Regions from separate parts of the Homo sapiens genome. Here region 2 is linked to region 1. The links are chromatin loops, found by intact Hi-C in ENCODE. Cell type or tissue: ascending aorta. All regions are shown on one strand. Region 1 overlaps IGF2R (insulin like growth factor 2 receptor). Region 2 overlaps SLC22A3 (solute carrier family 22 member 3).

Evidence for each region. A loop is a pair of places that touch in the nucleus more often than their neighbours do. Peaks named below come from ENCODE experiments on the same cell type or tissue, not always from the same donor. Only the 100,000 strongest peaks of a DNase experiment are listed, where the experiment ranks them.
Region 2: a loop joins it to region 1, with 3.0 times the contacts of the local background. A loop is called at or near these places in 1 of 110 quality-filtered maps.

Annotation. Positions count from the first base shown.
Region 1 is chr6:160,087,362-160,089,861 of GRCh38, forward strand. IGF2R (insulin like growth factor 2 receptor) reads left to right here. Exons shown (of 48, transcript NM_000876.4): 42 at 672-786; 43 at 1,746-1,892. Among named protein-coding and RNA genes, the nearest start is that of SLC22A1, 33 kb to the right of the region's middle. In ascending aorta, a CTCF peak has its summit at 1,228 (motif pointing right); a DNase peak (open chromatin) is centred at 1,230; H3K4me3 peaks cover 514 bases; H3K27ac peaks cover 1,759 bases.
Region 2 is chr6:160,354,291-160,356,790 of GRCh38, forward strand. The region is part of intron 1 of SLC22A3 (solute carrier family 22 member 3); the gene reads left to right. Among named protein-coding and RNA genes, the nearest start is that of SLC22A3, 7.2 kb to the left of the region's middle. In ascending aorta, no CTCF peak of the experiment used is centred here; a DNase peak (open chromatin) is centred at 941; H3K4me3 peaks cover 464 bases; H3K27ac peaks cover 2,500 bases.

The DNA of each region.
Region 1 (2,500 bases):
CACATGAGTTTGTTGGGCACTTTCTATACATGCCCGAAACCTGCCCACTTTGGACAGTGCCCTGTTCTGCAGGTAAGGCCCTCAAGGCTCAGAAGCTCAGCAACCCAGGGCCACAAAGTACGGGAGTAGGAGGGTTTGGGTTTGACCCCAGGTCTTAGGCTGTGACAATTGTGCAGTGGGCCAGGTGACCACCCCTGAGTGTGGGAATGCAAGAACAGGTCGATAAACCTTTAGGGAGCCCAAAATTTATTTTCTTCTGGCCTTTAAACCAGATTTTTACTCCTAACATTGAAGCTTTGTTTGTTTGTTTTTTGTTTTTGTTTTTGAGATGGAGTTTTGCTCTTGTTGCCCAGGCTGGAGTGCAATGGCGCCATCTCGATCTTGGCTCACTGCAACTTCTGCCTCCCGGGTTCAAGCAATTCTCCTGCCTCAGCCTCCTGAGTAGCTGGGATTACAGGCACCTGCCACCGTGCCCGAATAATTTTTGTATTTTTAGTAGAGACGGGGTTTCACCATGTTGGTCAGGCTGGTCTCTAACTCCTGACCTCAAGTGATCTGCCCTCTTTGGTTTCCCAAAGTGTTGGAATTGACAGGTGTGAGCCACTGCGCCTGCCTGAGGCTTTTTATAATGCACTAGAAATAATGTCAGTTCAATCATTTGTGTGTTTCAGGTGACAAAGTTGTTGTCACGTACTCCAAAGGTTATCCGTGTGGTGGAAATAAGACCGCATCCTCCGTGATAGAATTGACCTGTACAAAGACGGTGGGCAGACCTGCATTCAAGAGGTCAGGAGACTGGGGGCTCAGAGCGGGACTGTGCAGTGAGCATACTGGAGGGAATTCCTCCTTGGGGTTTTCATGGGCAGGTTTTGGCTGAGTCTTAGGAGCTCAGGGCCAGAGCCGCTGATTGTGCTGTATTGGGCGGGGCTGCTCCAGGCAGGGAAGACCTCCAGATACAGTGCTGAGACACTGTTACAAGACCAGTGCAACTTCTCTGGGCTAGCTTGTCTCTTGAACTAGGTTTAGCACTGGCTGAGCAGTACTTAACTGACCTCTACCTTTGAATGTCATAGTAGAAACAAAGGGGCGTGGATTTGTCCCACCCGAGGTGTTCAAGCAGCCTGGCTGGGACCCTCGAGCAGCTGGGACCTGCATCTGGACCTGGGATGTGCTTGGATTATATTCAAGTTTTCCCGGCCACATTGCATCTGGTGCCAGGGAGAGCTTGGCCAACAGAGGGTGCATGTGAGCTGCTGTTTGTGAACAGAACTGATTCCTTCCAGACGCTGAGTTTGGAAAAGGGGTGACTCAGAAATTGCCAAAGGATTTATGAATGTATGAGTCTGAGAAGCTTAAACAAAAATCTAAAAATCTAGGAGCAAATTTTCCAGGTTTTGAATGTTGCACGGTTTACAAATTTTAAAAAATTTATATTGAATGCTTGCCTGCTTTGTCACATTACTGATGTGTGCACCACAGTCATCTTCCCTGTCCATTGTGGTGATGAAAAGAAGTGAGTAAAATAACCACCCTCGCTCCGAGCTGCCGTCAGTGTTGAGTCGGGAAATTCTGCCTAGGCCTGCGCAGCCCGGGGAGTGGGGGCCTCGGGACCCAACTGAAGTCTCGCAGCACCTTGACTGAAAGCCAGTGAGCTGCTTCAAGGGCTCCGCAGTGTTCATTGTTTTGCAGTCTTCCCTTATGTCTGGCTGGGGAAGTGACTGTAGCCTGTGCTTCCCTCCTCCTAGGTTTGATATCGACAGCTGCACTTACTACTTCAGCTGGGACTCCCGGGCTGCCTGCGCCGTGAAGCCTCAGGAGGTGCAGATGGTGAATGGGACCATCACCAACCCTATAAATGGCAAGAGCTTCAGCCTCGGAGATATTTATTTTAAGTAAGTAAAACGTTTTCCTTCTGAGCTGTGAAATGTGTTCAAAATTAAACCAGCAATGCCGCTCTTTCCCTATCGGGGAGCACTGCAGGATAAATAGGTCTGTGTTTTAGTTACTGTTGCTGGAGTCATCGTCATCTTTTGCTTAAACTGAGGAAAAGCGTTACTCAATCATTAAGTTTTAACACCAAAGATGGTGAATTCTCATGAGTGTAAAAATAAATCCCCCGTCCTTCTCCCTCTCTTCATGATAATCTCAGGGGTTGAAGCCGAAGCCTTCTGACATGTTTGAGCAGGAATCTTCTGGGCTTACCAGTGTTTAGAAAATAAGTTTCTCAGCAGTGTTACTGGGGCTGCTCTTGGGGGTGGTGGCCGAGGTGCACAGACAGGGCGAGGGCCGTGTGGTGCTGGATACGGCACCTGAGGAAGGTGGATTAGCACTCAGAGGCCAGAACTGGTTGGGGAGAAAGCCTCTTGAGAGGGAAACTGGTGTCCTCAGAATTGCTGTGGGGTCACAGACGTGCTGCCCTAGCGTGTCCGTGCTTCCTTTCCCTAGGAAAGGAAGCATCCTGGGGCCCTGCAGTGATTCTGAGGACTGAGGGTTTATGTCA
Region 2 (2,500 bases), 270 kb after region 1:
CAGTTTCCTCAGCACTAGAATGGGTACAAGAATGCCTGCCTTAGCAATTGGCTTGACATATGCTTGCAAAGTGCCTGGTCATAGGTGGTGCTCAGAACAGTTGGTTCCTGTGAACACATAAAGACCCTTAAGCCAGGTGGGAGTCAGGAGGGAGGGAAGGAACAGGCTATGGGCCAGATTTGACCCTGGAGCTGTAAGTTTGCTGATCCCTGGTCTAGCATAATAAATCACTGATAAATTTGCCTTAAATATAAAGAGTCAAAGCCTTGGCCAGTTGTGGTGGTTCATGCCTGTAATCCCAGGAGTCTGAGGCCAGCCTAGGCAGCATTTTGAGACTCCAACTATACAAAAATATTTTAAAATTTTTAAAAAATTGGCCGAGTGTGGTGATGCATGCCTGTAGTCCTATCTACTCAGAAGGTTGAACCCAGGAGGTCGAACTGTGCTGCTGTATTCCAGCCTGGGTGACAGAGGAAGACCCTGTCTCTAAAAAATAAAATAAAATATCTCGGACACTAATTTGCTCTAAAGGCTGAGAATACCGATACTTTCCCACTGGACCCCACAGGTAGGTCATATTTCCCAGCTTCCCTTGAAGCTAGAGAGGCCACGTGTCTGAGTCCTGGTCAGTGATGTTGGGGAAGTGAATGTGGAACTGCTAAGCCTGGAGCCGGAGCAACCTTCCTCCTGCAGTCCCCGGAGGATGGTGGAACTCTTACACGGAAGGATATGCGTTCCTGGAGGCATGCGAGGCAGGCAGGAGCCCCACAGCTCCCCTCCACACCAATTCATCTGCACAGGAATATGGGATTGCGAATAAGAAATAAGCTTTATTGTGTTACACAACTGAGGCTTGGGAGACTGCTTGTTGCAGCTCTTCCTGTTAGGCTGCTCTGACTCATACAGCATCTTAGTGTGCTTCCTGGCAGGGCACAGGTCACGAGGCTGTGGGCACCTGACAAAATGGTATGGAGGCTGGTGCCTCTAAGAGCATCCTCCCCTAGGTCTGGTACACAAGGTCTCTGTGCCTCCACCCCATGTCTCCGCCTATAGAGGCTTTTCCCTCTCTTAGCCCCCGGGGCTCCCACTCTCCAGGCAGTCACCCTGGGACATGTGCCACAGCTGTCCTCCCCTTGGGCTCTTGTGTGCGCTGTTTCCTTTCCTTTCCTCAAAATACCTGTCTTTCCTCGGCCGGGCACGGTGGCTCACACCTGTAATCCCAGCACTTTGGGAGGCCAAGGTGGGCAGATCACGAGGTCAGGAGATCGAGACCATCCTGGCTAACACGGTGAAACCCCGTCTCTACTAAAAAAAAAAAAAATACAAAAACGATTAGCCAGGCATGGTGGCGGCTGCCTGTAGTCCCAGCTACCGGGGAGGTTGAGGCAGGAGAATGGCGTGAACCCGGGAGGCGGAGCTTGCAGTAAGCTGAGATCGCACCACTGCACTCCAGCCTGGGCGACAGTTAGAGACTCTGTCTCAAAACAACAACAACAACAACAACAACAAAAAACTTGTCTTTTCTCATGAGGCTGTTCCGTTTTGTACCTTTACACACACCAATTCCAGACACACCTTCCCCACTGCTGCCTCTACCCAGGGCTGGGCTTGGCTTCCTTTATCTGTCTAGCTGCCTTCCCTCTACTCATCTTGTGCTCACTGCCTCATCAGACTCTGAGGTGCTGGAGGGCCGGCGCTCTGCCCTCCTAGCCTAACGCAGTGTTTGGCAAATATTTGTGATTAAATTAATGAATGAAAGAGAAAGGGATTCCTTGGCACGTGTAATGCTTTTTATGACCATGGCTAGGCCAACCCTGGAATTGGCTTTCAGAGATTAACCCAGGCCCTCTACCGATGGTGTTGCTTCCTGTTGACTCCTAACGCCGATTCCTTGCCTCATCCTCCGCCTTCATCATCTTCTGCCTTGCATCCATGAGGTGTGATCAGTCACAGGGTGAACAATCATCGGCGGCCATGGCCGCCCGCAGACCTCTGGAGCAGGAGGAAAACAGGCCTCCACTTTACTTGACTCCTATCTGCTCATGGGGTCTGTGTCCGCAGAATCCTAATGTAGGGGGTGTGACCTGGAACATGAAAGGGACAGGAAGGAATAGAACTGCTGGCTCTTTGGGGCCATAATTTTAATGTGCTGACGTCCATTGTGCAGAAGAGACTTTTCCCAGCTGTCCTGGCACCACACAGTAGTCTGTGTCATCAATCGAGCCTGCTCCAGGGCAGCTGGGCACAGGTGCAAGGCCCGGTGCAGGGAGGAGCACTGAAGGGCCTGGGCTGAGCAGCTCCCAGGGTGCAGCGCTGTCCCCTTCATGGCTATGGAGTGGGGAGCAAACACCACCTACCTTCCAAAACAAACTAAAACCTTTCCAACATTCTGCCTCGGTTTTTTCCCCACCCCCTCTTAAATCATAACCAAGAAAGGACATGTATTTATATTCTGTGAGGAAAAAGCAAAGTTTTAATGGTCTTTGGTGTGGCTTTTTAA